Regions from separate parts of the Mus musculus genome. Here region 2 is linked to region 1. Evidence: chromatin loops called from intact Hi-C (ENCODE). Cell type or tissue: gastrocnemius. All regions are shown on one strand.

Evidence for each region. Peaks named below come from ENCODE experiments on the same cell type or tissue, not always from the same donor. Only the 100,000 strongest peaks of a DNase experiment are listed, where the experiment ranks them.
Region 2: it touches region 1 in a loop (6-fold over the local background); 2 of 42 quality-filtered maps call a loop at or near these places.

Annotation. Positions count from the first base shown.
Region 1 is chr2:167,821,007-167,829,006 of GRCm38, reverse strand. No RefSeq gene overlaps it. Among named protein-coding and RNA genes, the nearest start is that of Gm32600, 4.4 kb to the right of the region's middle. In gastrocnemius, no CTCF peak of the experiment used is centred here; DNase peaks (open chromatin) are centred at 537 and 1,503; H3K4me3 peaks cover 1,048 bases; H3K27ac peaks cover 6,153 bases.
Region 2 is chr2:167,689,737-167,697,736 of GRCm38, reverse strand. Cebpb (CCAAT/enhancer binding protein (C/EBP), beta) reads right to left here. Exons shown (of 1, transcript NM_009883.4): 1 at 7,305-8,000. The coding sequence ends at 7,825. It overlaps A530013C23Rik (RIKEN cDNA A530013C23 gene), which reads right to left and starts at 6,978. Exons shown (of 2, transcript NR_110334.1): 1 at 6,937-6,978; 2 at 324-2,410. In gastrocnemius, no CTCF peak of the experiment used is centred here; DNase peaks (open chromatin) are centred at 1,619, 3,196, 7,102 and 7,678; H3K4me3 peaks cover 4,386 bases; H3K27ac peaks cover 8,000 bases.

The sequences.
Region 1 (8,000 bases):
TCTGTGACTGCCAGTCTGAGGCATTTCCAGGTGACATTTCCAGGACCTGTACAACAGCATTGCCTGTCCCTTCCCCAGGTTACTCCCAAGCCAAGACACAGAGAACACGGGCAGGTGGTCTCACTATCAGGCTGATTTCCAACCTGGTCCCGCTGTCGTTCTGGAGCAAGGCAGCCTCCTGTGTCCCTCTTGGTACATACCCAGTGCCCTGAACTTGGCTAGCACGAGCAGAATGTATGTGTCAAGTGTGTGACTGGGGCCAAAGAAAGAGCCATGGCCACCTTAAGTCACTAGGTAAGGACAGGAAAGCCAGAATCCTTCACTCCAGATGAGAGGTATCATTGGCCATTTTCAGAGTAAGAATCTCACCCCCTCCCCCAGGAGCTGAGAGGCAGGAGGCAGTGTTCTGGCAGACTGTAGCCCCCAGCCAGCAGGAGGTGACTCACCAGCCCCATGATGACAGGTGACATTCCTTCTCTTCCCTGGGGGGAGGGGGGACTTTGGCCTGGAGATAAAGGGAGCCGGCCTCCCACTTCTGGGAAAAGGACAGACAACAGGGACAGTGGCCAGGCCACCTCCCCGGGGGAGGGGGGGCATCGCATGTCTGTGCGGGAGGACAGGGACAGAGGCTGCCTCATGAGGCCATCTGCACGGCCCACAGCCTCCCTTCCTGGTTCAAGGCCTCTCTCCTGTGAGGTGGAGCCTCCCTTCTCCCTATTCTACCATCCTAGCTCTTCACAGCTGGCTGGGGTGCCCTCTAGGTGCCCTTTGGCCTGTGGGCTTGGGTCAGAAGGAAAGGGGACTAATCCATGGGTGAATTGAGAATGTAGTGTCCAGGAGGGTGCTGCCTGGGCGGTGGGCTGTATACTGCATGTTCTTTCCACCACCGTCCCCCCCCCCCACAGCCTCACACACACACACACACACACACACACACACACACCCTGCCTGGTTTCACTATGTAGCCCTAGCTGGTCTTGAACTCACAGAGATCTGCCTACCTCTGCCTCCTGAATCATGGGGTAAAAGGCGCTTGCCACCACGCCCAGCGTTCCCAATGTATTTCCAAAGCCTGTGCCTGTGTGGCTGAGGACCTAGCCAAGCATTAAAGCATGCATGGCTCTTCCACAACCTGAGTTTGTTCCCAGCATCCCTCTTGGGTAGTTCACTGCCTCCTGTAAGTCCAGCTTAGGGAGGGGGCACCCAATGCCCTCTTCTGACCTCCAGAGGGATCTGCATTCAGGTGGTACTCATAAATGCCCATAGGCGCGCACACATTCACATATAAATGCAAAAATAATAAATATCTTCTGGAAAAAAAATCTTGTTTTGAAAAAGCCTTTAGCTGCATTGCCAGTTCTTGGATGTAATTCTGTCCTGGAGGGCTGGGGACACGGAGGCATGTGTTTACCACATGGCGGGGACAGTATTTGGCCACAAGGAAAATGGACCGGCCCCCAGAGGCTTGTGCAGACAAGTGCTCGTCACATCTGAGAGGCCTGTGTTTGTGTGGGGACAGGTCCCAGCTGGTGGACATGCTCAGGGCTGTCACCGATGACCCACTTGGGTATGTCAACTTCAAGCTCGCCTGGAGGGCCATTTCCCTGCTTGGTATTTGCTCCTACCCCAGCAGGGATGCTAATCAAGGCTGAACAGGGAGCACTCCCTGGGAGAGACAGGTGGCTTCTTTAGAGTCCCACCTGGGGGCTTCCCCATCTTACCGACTGCCACCCAGAACATCCTCATGGCTGGGAGGATACTGAGAAGGTGGTGGTTTCAAAATCAGGGTCCTGTGCTGAGGGAGGGACAGTGGAGGACGCAGTGGTGTCTGTCTGGGGCTTGTCCCACGTCACCTGGTTCTGCAGCTGGCTTTTAAGCTTCACCCCATGACAGTTTTCTGGAGCAGATCCACGTCAGCTTACCTCACATCACAGAGGGCTGTGCCAGTCTTTCCTCCCTGGTCCCTGAACAGTTACGGCTTTTCTCCTGCCAGAGTCTTCACTGTTAACATCACACAGCCTAGGGAGCCTCTCGTGTATCCCCCTCTGTAGCCTGGCACTTTCCTATAAATTAAGGATGGCCTCTCAACGGAGCCCCTGTGCCGAGCACACCGATTCTCCGATTCTCCGTGGCTGTGTGTGGCTTTGATCTCTCACCTCTCACTTGCCTCTTATGATGGGGCCACTGTTACTTCCCCGAGTTACTTGGTTCCTTTTCTGGTTTTATTGCTGTTCTCTAATTTTGATAGAAATCGTTCTGAAACTCCGGCTTCGGCGAAGCCTAACCTCACTGCCTTGGAGGTGGGACTCAGAATTTTGGCTCACGATCAGGCAGTCAAGTCCCTCACTCCAAGGGTCCATGGGCACCGCAGGGGCCTCTGTATGCTAGGTCCCAGGAGCAGGGGCCTCCCTCATCACGATGGCCACAGATGTCTGTGGACAGCAGTAAACATGCCCTAGGGACACAGTCACCCAAGTTGAAGAGCACGAATGGACATACATGAACACCGTAGCCTCCATGGCCAAATTCAGAATCCTTCCTTTTCCTGGCAGTCTAGTATTTATCTCATTCTGAGATCTGGCCTCGAATCCAAAACTTGACCCCATCTCTTAGTATGGGCTTAGAGGGGCCTTGAGTCTCTGAGACTTGGTTTTCTCAGCTGTGAAATGGGATCAATTGTTCAGTGCTAGTGTGGGTGTGGCCAACATGGGGATGGTCCTCTATTGCAACCCTGTCTCTCTTGCCCACGATGGGCTTTGAACCCAATGGAGGAAGAGGCACACAAGCCCCGTTACAGAATTACGGTTTTCTGGATGAAGGGCGGAGGGAGGAAGGATCTGGAACACTGTCCTGTGTATCCCTGCCAAGTCAGCTGAGCAGCACTCAGGATGGGAGACACCTGGGGTCAGGCTGTGGCATTTTAGGGACAGTAAGGAGATTTCCTGATAGAGACCAGGGCAGAGGGACCTAGCTGGGGGTGGGGAGTGTGTGTGTGGGGGGGGATTCAGCAAAACAGGGGAGCCCTCCCTCAGGGTAGAAAATGTGCAGGTCTGGGGCCAGGCAGCTGGAGTGGGGTCCATGTTGGACAGGACTCTGTCCTGTCTCTGAGTGAGTCCCTGTCAGGAGGAGTGTCACTCAGGATGGTGCTGATGTTGCCAGCCAGATGAATGAGCCCCACTGCCCCCGGCTACACGCATCTCACTGGGCCTCAGAGTCTTCCGGGTAAGGTGTCCAGGACAAAAGGTCACGTGTATAGAACTGGTCTGGGGCCTGCCCTCAGCTGCTTCTTCCCACAGTTCTGTAAATAAACGGGACTCTCACTTCCCACTGACTGGAATGAAGGAGTGACAGGGCCAGCGTAGCCATTTGGAACCTGTGTGAAGCTGTGGGTAGAGGTTGGCAGAGCAGATGGAAGGAGAGAAGCTGGATTCCCAGGAGAAGCACAGAGCATAGCCAAGCCCAGGAGCAGGGAGAACATGAGGCTCTGGGGCACAGAGTGAGGTGTTCAAGGATAGGGGAGCTGCAGCCAGGTGTGTGGCAGCCCCTCCAGTGGCCTGGGAAAGCCACTTAAGGCCCTGGGCTTAGCCTTGAGGGTAACCGGATCCATGGGGACTGTAGACAGGAGAATACCACAGTTAGAGTCGTCTCTTGGAAAGAGTGTTCCGACTACAGAGTAGTGGGCAGGCCCCTCACCCCACTCCCCTGTTTTCTTTCTAGCCCAAGTTGGTCTTTACTGGCTGTGTAGTCAGGGTGACCTCAAACTTTTGACCCCCCCTGGAATGACTGGGTGTAACCATCATAACTGGCTTATGGGGTGCCCAGGGTCAAATCCAGGACTGAAGGTGTGTCAGGCAGGTGCTCTGCCCACTGAGACACACCTCCAGCCTGCATCCATTCATTCCTTCAAAGAGATTAAAGCAATAACAACAACAATAATGATGATGACAAAGATGATAAACTCTCCCCTTCCCCCTTCCTCTCCCCTCCCCCTCCCCCTTTGAGTCTGGTAGAGTCCACAGGGAGGTGGGCTGAGCTGTGCGCTCACCCAGACCAGTTCAATGGCTCAAGGGGTAGCAGAGGCCTTTGTGCAGCAGTGGGGTTAGAGGTGCTTCTCTGAGCAAGGAGACAGGACAGAGCAGGAGGGCTCTAGACAGAGGGGACGGCACAGGCCATGAAAGGCCAAATGTCAGCCAGATTACTTACCAAGGTCTGGGAAGGGGAGGTGGGGTTCAGGCACAGTGATTGACAGATGGGGTGGGTGTGCTCTCAGGACTTGCTGAGTGTGAGGTCACCGGCCGTGGGCTATCCACATGAGAATCCTGAAGCTTAGATCCTGATGCGCTGAGAGACTCTCTGGCCTATGGCAGCAGTGGTCCTCCTCTAGGGAGGACTGTACATGGCTGGAGTTTGCCACGTCTACCCTTAATGCCCCTAATGGTTGCCCGGAATTGTGCCCACGACCCTTCCTGCCCATGCCTTCTTTCCTAGCAGGGCTCAGTTTTGCTCCGTGGTTGTCAGCCTGTATGTCCAGGGCGTCTTTACCCTCGCCCCCAAGCAGGTTGCTGCAGGCATAAGCCAGTCTGAGACATTTTCCTTCCCTATTGATGACTGATTGGGAATTAGACCCGTGATATAATGAGAAGTCTCAGGGGGAGTGCGGCTCATGGGAGGAGACAGGCGAGCAGAGGTAGCCAGCCTTGTCTTTGTGGAATATTGTCTATGGCGCCTGGAGCTGTAGCAGCCGCCTTGAAAACAGGAGGGGAAGCAAGCATCCAGAACAGGGTGGGGGTGGGGAGGCAGGGGGGGGGACAGAAAGAACATGAGTCTTTGGTTTTGTCATCATGCCACAGGACTGAAGGAACCTGCAAGAGAAATTATGGGTGCTTGGTTCTTTGGAGAGAGCACTTTCAGTGGAGGCTTCAGGCCCCTGAAGGCGAACCCTCTCCCTGGACCTTGAAAGTGATGGTTTTACAAGTGATCCCGGTATTGAAATGACTTTTCCCAAAGCCTGTGAGCTGCAGTGCCGGGATTTTAGGATGGGAAGGCTGAGGCCGCAGTCTCCTCTTAAAAGCCTGTTCCTTAACACGTTTTTAGCAGGAGGTCATAACTCCGCTTTTATTTTTCCCTGAAAAACTGTCATTAGGGATGGTGGGAAACCCGGAGTGGGCCGTGAGGCTTTGTGTGCAGTTAGTGGCTCTGATTATATGTTCCTGGCCCCTCTCTTCTGAGAAAGGCTGCCATTGGCTGCACAGTATAATCAAACCGTTTCTTATGTAAACAGTCTCGGGGCACTGGGCCAGTGGGAAGGTGAAAATGAAACTCTGCTCCCAGCCAGGAAAGCGATCTGCTGGGCGGTAGCTAAAGAGCAGGGGTTAATGACACACGGTGGGCAGAGGCTGTGCTGCACAGGGCAGGAACAGAGGGTGCTGTAAGACAGCATGTTACCAGAGCTATTTCCCAATGCAGACCGTGAACTGCTCCAGGGAACTTCAGGCACAATCTTCGAAAGCAAAGAAGGAAGAGGGGAAGGGAAATCAGGGAAGCGTGGAACTCTCAGAAAGGGCCCATATCCTTAATATACAAAGAGTTCTTGCAAAACAATAAAATAAGATAAACACAAAACTAACTAGTCACCAAGGGAAAAAAAACTACTAAATGCATCGATCACATGAAGACACATTTTGCTCTGACAGCAAACCAAGGAAATGCCAATAAGAGCTGCAATGATGTCATTTCCCACCTATCAGATTGGCATATACACAGATTGGCAAGCTTGGGGCTGTGGAGAAGTAGGCCTCCTGCTCTGTGCAGAGAGGATAGCACATGGTTCCTGAGGGCAGAATGACCTCACACCCGATAGCCAAAGATCAGAAGTTCTAAAGTGTCCTGGAGATGTTGGGCACATGTGGGGCACTCCACTCAACGTATGAGAGGCCCCAGACAATTCTGAGGACAAGAGATCTTGGTAAAACCTTGCTCATGAAAATAAAGGACCCACGGTCTGCAAAGGAATGCTGAGTGATGTGGGCCACTAAGTTAACATGCATATTCACAGAGGAGGAGACAGACTACACTAAGCCAGCTGGGAGGGGCAGCAAATGTCTCTGACCCAGCACTGAGGAGGCCGAGGCAGGAGAGTCACCATGAGTTCAAGGCCTGCCTGTGCTATACAGTGAGATACCCCAAAGTTCAATTGTGTTAGAATTAATCATTAAAAGTGGTGGCTGGGTCCCCAGAATCAAGGCCAAGAGATAAATAGTACAGAAATAATAAAGTGGCCTTAGAGACCCCCCAAAACTCGTAGTAGGAACAGGCCCGTGTGGATGCGATTGGTGTCTCAGACCACATGTGCAGGCTGTGCCAATGGATCCCAAAGTGGGCACTCACAAAGCAGCAGTGTCCTGCGTGAGAGGACTTGGGAAGAGCTAAAAGGTTTTACTTAGTGTGCATTTGCTTGTGTGTGCGTGTGTGTGTGTGTGTGTGTGTGTGTGTGTGCGTGCGGGGGTGTGTGTGCGTGTGCGTGTCCATGCATGTGGCATGCCATGGCACATCTCTGTGGAGTTTATTTTCCTTCTACCTTTGGGTGGTGTACCAGTTATTCCTAACTGGCAAGCTGACACAGCCTCGAGTCACTCAGAGAAGAGAAGACATGGCTGGGGGTTGTCTAGCTCAGGTCTGCCTGTCTTGGGGGTGGCGTGGGGTGGAAGGGTTGTCTTGATGGTTAACTGTGTAGGAAGAGCCAGCCGCCACGGAGGGCACTGATCCCTGGGCCCGTGATCCTGGGTTAGATAAGAAAGCTAAGCTGAACACAAGTCTGAGAACAAGCTGACAAGGGGTTCTTGCTGTGACCTCCCTCAGGGATCATCTGTGACCTGGAAGTGTAAGCCACGCAAATCGTCTCCCCACCAAGTTGCTTTTGGTCAGGGATTATTTTTGCTGAAGGACTTTGTTGGTTTTGCTTTGCTCAGATTTGCTTACTTCCTTTTGTGACTATGAATTCTTTGCCTGTGTGAAGTATATATGCACCGGTGCGTGCTTGTTGGATGCCCTCGAACTGGAGTTACAGATGGTGTGAGCCACCGTGCAGATGCTGGGACTCGAACCCAGGTCCTCTGCCAGAGCACCAGAGGCTCTTAACCTCTGAGCCATCTCTCCAGCCCTACAGAACATGCGAGTCTGGGTATGGGATTCAGGTTTTCAGGCTTGGTGGGCATTGGACTTGACATGTTACTCAGACTGGCCTGGAACTCACGACAATCCTCCTGCTTCAGCCTCCCAAGTGCTGACCCCAAAGGAATACTATACTAAATGTTTTCCATCTTTAAATCCCTTTGCATACAGTTGGACACCACTGAGGTAGGTGGGGTCTCTTTAAACCTCAGAGAATGTTGTGGGGTCTGAGTCTCTACCCACTAGATGCCAGCGGCACCCTGTCCCCAACATAACCCCAAATGTCCCCAGACACTGCTCCTCCAGGGACCAAACCACTCTGGGTTGGAGCCACTGTTTAAATGCTTCTCTGAGATATTGGAGGTGGTTTAACAATAAGCATACCATTGTCACCACAATCAGAAAAACAAACACTTTAAAGGGACTGTTGGCAGCATCCCCTGTGGCTGGGCAACTCTACCCCGGTGGAGCCCGCCCTGCACATCCAGCCTTCAGCGCTCCATTCTGGCTTTGCCTCACATCAGCGAGCTTCTCCCCTCGAGACTCTGAGGCAGAGGCTGGGAGTGGTAGTGTTGATTCTCTCACCACCTTCTCCTCCTTGGTGACTACTTGGATTTCAGAGTGAGCCACACAGCTCTCTTTTTGGAAAGACCCTGTAGTTCCCCCCACAGCTAAGCAGATCTTCTAAAGATCCCCTCCAGCTACAGGAAACCCGTTCTGTCTCTGGACTTCGGACCACTCAGTGTTTTGGAGTTTAGAAAGTTTATTTGCATAGTGCCGGCCATCCACGGGTTTCCTCAGGCCTTTGCTGTGCTCAGTGGAAGGCAGTG
Region 2 (8,000 bases), 130 kb after region 1:
CTGCCTTTGAATTTACAGAGATCCACCTGCCTCTGCCCTATAAGCGCTGGGATTAAAACTGTGTGCCATCACTGCCCACCAAGAAACAAAGATTTTAATAGATTTACCTATTTTTATTTTATGTGCATTGGTGTTTTGCTGGCATATTTGTCTGTGTGATGGTCCCCTGGAACTGATATTATAGACTCCAGTTGTGAGCTGCCATGTGGGTGCTGGGAATTGAACCCAGGTCCTCTGGAAAGGGCAGCCGGTGCTCTTAATGACTGTGCCCTCTCTCTAGCACCAACAAAAAGTTTACGAGAAACAAATAATGAAGGACTGGTGAGAACTCAATGATTTATTCCCAGTCCAGATGAAATATGCCCAAGTTTGTCATTTTCCTATAAATCTTCAATCTTTTTCAAGATGACAAGTGTTTTTTAACACAGAGACCGACAGACAGACACACACACACACACACACACACACACACTTTGGACCACATGTTTGTACAGTATCCATCTCAGCCACCCCTAAAGAGCCCAGATGGAAACCAAATTGTCCCCAAGCTATAAAATGAGTGGCCACTCAGCAATAAAAAGGACTAGCAAGTCACACACTGCCACTTAGAGAAACGTGAAGTTGGAGTTGGGGACCAAGCATGGGATTCCTTTAACACAATTCACAGAAATGGGTGAACAAGTTCTTGTTATCAGAACTCACGGTATAGTGGCAGGGGATGCAGCTTGTCTAGTGTGTACAAGGTCAGGGGTTCAATCCCCAACATTTCATGAAACTGGCATAATGTAGGTCTCTAATCCCAGCACTCCAGAAATAGAGGCAAGGGGATCAGCATTTTAGGGGTAACCTGGGCTACATGCCATACTGTCCTAACAACAAAATCAGAGTACTGATAACCTGGGTGTAGGGAGGGGCTCTTGGGCATTGGCTTGGCCCTTTGAGGCCCCCGGCAGGGACAGCTAAGTGCCTTTGCAGGTGTGATGGTAGACTAAGGAAGAGGAATCCACAGCAGGAGTTGGCCACATGGACAGACAGGATGAGGCTGTAAAGGAAGTCACACATGGTCTTGGAGTAGGCCTAAGGGGACTCGAGCAGGGTGCAATGCAGTTCTTGGAATGGCCTGGGAGAACCTCATGGCACATGCCTGGGGTCAGGGACGAAGGCAAGAGATGCCATGTCTGTGTATCAGTCACCAGCCCTTCACCCCATGAAGCAGGAGAAGCCGAGGCCCAGCAGGCCCTGACCTGCCCCGGTGTTCCCTTCTCCACAGCCCCTGCCCTGACTACCAAGCCTCTAAGGCGTCCTCCTTCTCCCAGGCTGCCTCTGTCCCTGCCAGGGCTGCAAGGCTGGGCCAGGGATCTGGTGACAGCTATAAAAATAATAACTTACCCTGCCAGCTCCCTGGCCTCCTGACTCGCCCCACAGCGATCTTGGTGGGCTGGCCCTTGTGCCTGACGAAGGTGCCTTCTAGCCCTGGCAGGCTGGCATCTCCAGGGAGCAGGTGCTGGTGGCTGGAGCTTAGGGCAAAGAGGTCATTCCAGGTGACAATAGTTGACAACATGCTCTAAGCGCCACTGCAGGGCCTGAACCTCTCTGACACTCGTGGGCCCCCTTTCTGGACTAGGGTGGGAAAGCAGGGTCTGAAGCCAGCTGAAGCCAGCCGAGAAGTTTCTACCCAGCCCAAGGGCCTGGGTCACGCCTGACCTGAAGCATGCTGAGAACTCCAGAGCCATCTGGAGACACCAGACGCCTTCACACATGACTTCTGTAATTCAAATGAATTAAATCAACCCTTTCACCTCATCTAACAGAGAGACCTTTTCTCTTCTCTGGGGAACGGTGTCAGCAGAACAGCCCAGACGAGGAAGCACTAGGCCACCCCTGAGAAACACAGGTGACAAAGAGGCCCAGTGAGCTCCGCGCTGTTTGAGCAAATGTGTCAGAAATGTATTCAGCTGCCAGTAACAGGAAACCGAGTGACAAAGGTCTCAATGAACAGGGATTTCTTTTCTTCACACAAACAAGTGCAGAGCAGGGTCAGCAAGGACCGGTGAGGCTCCTCCTCCGCCATCAGGACTGAGGCTCCGCCTCTGCCGCCAACGGGACTCAATGCCTTTTGTCTTTTGGGTTTGCTACTATGCGTGAAGCGTGAAGCGTTGCCCCTGGGGTCAAGATGGTCTCTGCAGCTCTAGACATCTGAGTTCCGGGCAGAATGTAGGAAGGACGGGATCCTGCAGAGATGTTCCCGGCAGCCCCTCCTACAGTTTATGCTCACAGCTCAGGGGGTCATTCCTAGCTGCAAGAGAAGCTTGGAGAATGTAGTCTCTCCACAAGGCAGCTGTTCCCAGACCTGAGCAGTCCCATGGCTGAGGGAGAAGAGGAGGTGTGCACACTTCACTGGCAACATTAGCTACAATGAAGGGGGAGGGGGAGAATGAAAATCTGTGGAAGAACATTCTAGAAGCTAACCAATGCCATCTCCAGAGGTCTCTGCATGAACTAACCTGTCAAAGCTTTTCAAAACACTGAGGAATGTTCCTATCACCCTGTCACGGCCAGAGTAAAGAAGTGCTTGCTTGTCCAATTCACGTGTACTGGACACGACAGATTCCGCTGCACTGTACAAGGGCAGTGGCTAACGCCCACCCTAAACTAGGATGGGATCATTTTAAATATGTCAGGTGAACCAACTCGTCCTCACTCCCTCCTTACCCCTATGAAGCCAGTTCGCTATTACTCCACTTGATAAGCAATGAATCAGAGGCACAGAGAGGTAAGGTAACATACCTAGGGCCACACAGCAAGAGTTAACAGGTTTATTTCTGGATATTAAAATTATGAGTGCTTTTGACTTTTTCATTATTATTATTATTAGTGATCCACATCTCTGGAAATTAAATAAAAACAAAATGTGTCTTGGACGTCCAGCCTCCACCCTATCTTACAGTCCTGAGACCATAGGAGGCCTGGCTTCCTTCTGCAGCATGGACTGTTGTCCACTCACACACCCCACCCCAACCCTACCCCAATCCCCAGGCGGCTGCCCTCTGTCCCACAGTCATAGCTTCCCAGAGAACTCCTCTCCCTCTCTCTCTCTCTCTCTCTCTCTCTCTCTCTCTCTCTCTCTCTCTCTCTCTCTCTCTTGGCTCACAGCCTTTGTTCTTCCAGTCCCTGCTGGCCAGCCTGGCCCCTCTTCCTGCCTGGCACACGGCTCAACTCAAATGGCTCCAGGGCCTGGGTCACAGGCTTGAATCCCTCAGCTCTCCTGGGCCAGGCAGGCAGGCAGGCAGCCACTCTGCTCCCTCACCTACTGCACTTTGCCTAGCCTCCAGGGCTGAGGGGCCTGTTTTGTTTGTCACCAGACTTATCAGGGATTCTATGGGTGCCAGGCTCTGGCAGGGGCACCCACTCAGCCATCCTCACACAGCCTCTGTTGGCCTCACTCTGGCCTCAGAGGCCCTGCAGAAAGTCTATGACCCTCCACACTCCTCTATCAGTTCTAGCCTTGGCTGCCACCCCTCCAGCCTGCCTCAGGACCTTTGCACCTGCTGACTCCCTGAGGCCCAACCTCAGGTACATTCTACCACTTCTGTCTTATTTTCTCAAGCCTCTTATCACTATCTAAATGACTATACCAACTTGCTATGGGTTCCTTTTAAGGAATGAGGAGGTTGAGTTAGGGTCTTATGTAGCCCAGGCTACCCTCAAACTCCCTATGTAGTAGAGGATAACCTTGAACTCCTGACCTTTCTGCCTCTACCTCCCCAGTATTGGGATAACAGGTAAATACCATCTTACCAGTTATCACCAACATTGTTTCTCTTGTTGTTACATTGTTACTAGCAGGTAAATCCCCTTCACCTGGGGTTTGCAGCAAGCATTTGCTTGTGGTAGGTTGGCCAGATGGACTCTGTCCACCTTAAGGAAGTGCAAGCCTAGAAAGGTCAAATGTCTTGTTTGATGTCTCCAGCCATCAGGAGACAAAGCTCAGAGCCATGGGTCCTGGGGTACATCTTACCCTCAGAGGTTGTGTGTGCCTGTTGTCAACCCTGGGGCAAGGTCAGGTCAGCAGGGAGGGGTCTGAACCCACCAACCCTGGGTTGAAATCCCAACTCCATCAACACTGGTTGTCTGGCACGGAAGCGTGTAGCATTTTTTTCAACACACACACACTGCCTATCATTTTATCCACAGTAAATGTGTCCTCCACCTGCCAGATCCCTGCTTGGTTTAAATCCCCTTCAAATCCTGTGCCTTTAAATTACCCCATAATCTTGTACAAAAAAAAAAAAAAAAAGCCACACCGATCTTTGAGCAAAGACTGTCCTGTGAAGAGTTGTGGTGGAGGTCCCCAAACATCACAAAATGAGGCTCCTGGCCACTGCCTCTAAGGATGCAGGAGGGGCTTGGTCACCAGCTCTCTGCCTCCCCTGCTTTGCCCAGCCTGCCCCAAACCTGTGCTCAGTCAATAGCAACATCTGAACCCCTGCAGGAGTAACGGATGGGATGCTCCGGGGTCCCTCCATCTCAGCAGGTCCACGGGTAGTCCAGAATAGGGTAAGGGAGGGAGGGGGAGGCATATCAGCCCTAAGAGGGTCACACTGAACTGGGAAGTCAAACAACCCAGGCTCAGCCATCCTGAGAACAGTGACTTTGCCTCTGTGCCCGAGGTGGGAACTAGGACCAGTCTCATGAGAGCTTGAGAAGCATGCAATTCAGTGACTACTGGACACAATATCCTGGGCTCTCCACTCAGCCTAGGCTGGCCCCAGAGAGACACCTCCTCTCAGAAGCCCTCAGGGACCTTCTTGCTCCTCCCCACCCTTCCCTGCCCCACTTTTCTTCCTTCTGAGTATTTGTCCCCACCTGTCATTATGTCATTCCAGTGGCTGAATATTTAAGTGTCCTTCTCTCCCTGTTAATTGTCACCTCAGTCTTTGTCCCCACCCAACTCCAACACCAACAATGGAGCTGGCATACAGCTGGTGCTCAATAAATGTTTGTCACATAAATGAAAAGGAACCAGGCAAATAAATGTCTGCAAACAAGTCGGGGCTGGATATGTGGGGTGGGGGTGGGGACATTCCTCAAAAGATTGTAGGAGATGGTCACCCCCTGCAACTCTGGCTCCCGTGCCAACCTTTACCCTTCTCAGTGGTGCAGTCTCTGCCAGGCAGGAGAACCCTGTAGCAGAAGCTCCGGCCAAAGCTGAGCTGATCACCACAGCGAGCGCGGCCTCCAGCTTCCCTTTCCAACACCCACTTTTCTCCTGGGTAAAGTCACCAGGTTGTGGGTGGCTGCGTTAGACAGTAAGACGAGAGAATACATTTTGTGAAGGTGCCCGTCCGGAGCAGGCGTGGGGAGGGCTCTGCTTGCCCCTCCTCCTAGCAAGTCTCAGCAGTGACAACCACCCAGTGGGGCTGCAGGCAATCTGGCTGACCTGCCCTGGCAGCCCACCTGTGACAAGGTCCTGGGGAGACCATCCTCACCCCACAATTACCCTTCAGGCTGCTGTCCTCTCCCTGTCTCTCTGCTCTGTCTCCAAGCTTGTGGTCCAGCTGGTCCCTGGCAGCCCGGTGATCTGATCCATGGGGTGTGTCACCCCATCAGTGGCCTCTGCTACAGTGGGCCACACTCATGACAGTCAAAGCCTTTGACCTTTGACCTACTCCTGCTCTTCCTGATCCTGCAGTTATCAGATGGGCCTGGGTTCATATCCCTTCCAGTCTGTACTGCCACTTGACTTGCGGAGGGCTACCTGATCTTGGAGCCAGGAAACGAACTGTCTATGAAGGATGGAGGATTCGGAGTAGGGACAGGGACTACAAACCCACCCCAAACTTGCTGGAGATGGACCTCCAGTGGGAGTGGCACTTCTGTGACTTCCAAGTTACTTATGCTGAGAAATGGATGCCGGCCAGTCTGGCTGCAGAGGTACATTAATGCTTCGAATCCTTGGAAAGATTGAGCCTCCCTCATCTCCCAGGTCCAGCCTAGGCTTGGCTTCTAAGTCTTGGAGCAGTGGAACTGACCAACAGTCACTTGGTGTAGACAGAAGCCACCAAGACACTGGACCATGAGGTTTCACTGACCTTGGCTCCCGGGCCCACCGGGTCAAGTGTCTGTCCATCTGTCTAGGCCTAGAAGGAAGCTGAATGGAAGCCAAGTGTCTGAGGGTCTGTACAGGCTACGAACCACCTTAGCATTGAGCAGGCGGAGAGAGCCTCACCCTGTGACAGTGGGAGACAGGTCACCAGGCTTAACACTCCAAGTTCCCAAAGAGTAAGGGAAGAAAACAGATTCCCTATTCACCAACCAGAGTCGCTGGTCACCCCTAAAAATCCCAGGCTCCCTTAGGCCTTTGGCAAACTGCTCTGTTACCCGTTACCCAGAATCCCTCACAGCAGGGTGCTCATCGGGACCTGAGAGCCACAAGCTATCCAAATCCATAAAGCAAAAGGCACAGTAGTGCCTACCTTCCACGAGGCACGAAGGAGATGCAGGCAGGCAGGCCCAGGGCTTGCAGAACGCTGGCCTCCACACTCACACAGTCAAATGCCAGGAGCCTCCCATCAAAAATAATAACAAGAACAAACGCTTATGTAACAGTTCTGGCGTGCCAGGCACGGCGGGACACAGCACATCCACTACTCCTTGGACACCCTCAACTCTCACTAATGCGGCCCGGCTGCAGCAGAGCTGCCCCGGCAAATCTGAGTGTTGGCCCTGCGTTCAAGTCCTGGCTCAGCCACTCTGAGCGCAGTAAGAGAGGCTCCTAGTCCCCTCTGGGCAGAAAAAATAGTGAGAAAGGGAAAGCAGAGTAGGAAGTGTTCCCTTCACCTTCCTCTCGGCCCAATCTCTCTTCCAGCTACACAGGGACACAGACACCAAACAGGCGTGCGGTCTCCCCCACACCACCAAACACACAGAACTCACCTGCCCTGACCCAGCTGTCTGGACTAGCCTTTCCTACAGAATGTCTAGTCCTCTCAACACAAGTCTGACACTCAAACCAAGCCGAGGGCGGCCCGTCCCAAGCAGGGTTTCTAGCAAGTCCCCCAGCACCCGTGGGTGCTGAGTCACCCTGAATTCCTGACCTGGCACTCTGCCCCCTCTCCTGGGGGGAGGGGCTGACACCCCATCTGCCATGGGAAGAGAAAAGCCCAGATGCGACACCCCCACCCACCGCCACACACAACCCAAAAATAACCCGCAGCCCCCTACACACCAGAAACACAAAAACAAAATCTCGCATAAATCCAAAGTCGGGAGGGAAGAAAAAAAATTTTTTTTCAAAAGCCAACTACTGCCCCCAAAAGGCTTTTAAACATTCTCCAAAAAAGTTTATTAAAATGTCTTCACTTTAATGCTCGAAACGGAAAAGGTTCTCAAAATATACATACGCCTCTTTTCTCATAGAAATAGAACTTTTTTATATAATACAAAAAAAATAATAAGACCAAAAAAAAAAACAAAACAAAACAAAAAACAAAAACAAAACCAAAAACATCAACAACCCCGCAGGAACATCTTTAAGTGATTACTCAGGGCCCGGCTGACAGTTACACGTGTGTTGCGTCAGTCCCGTGTCCACACGCGCTCAGCCACGTTTGATCCGGATTGCATCAAGTCCCGAAACCCGGTGCGCTGTGCAGGTGCGTGCGCGCGGTGCCCGCGGTGTGCCCGCGGTGTCCCCTCGGTGCAGGTGCAGGTGCGCGCAGGGCACGCACGGTGGTCCGGGCGCGCGCGCGGGGCCGGAGCGCGCGGGGCAGGGCGCACGGTGCCCAGGGTGGCCGCGGCGCCCCCCACGCCACCCGCGCCGCGCTAGCAGTGGCCCGCCGAGGCCAGCAGCGGCTCGGGCAGCTGCTTGAACAAGTTCCGCAGGGTGCTGAGCTCTCGCGACAGCTGCTCCACCTTCTTCTGCAGCCGCTCGTTCTCCGCCGTCAGCTCCAGCACCTTGTGCTGCGTCTCCAGGTTGCGCATCTTGGCCTTGTCGCGGC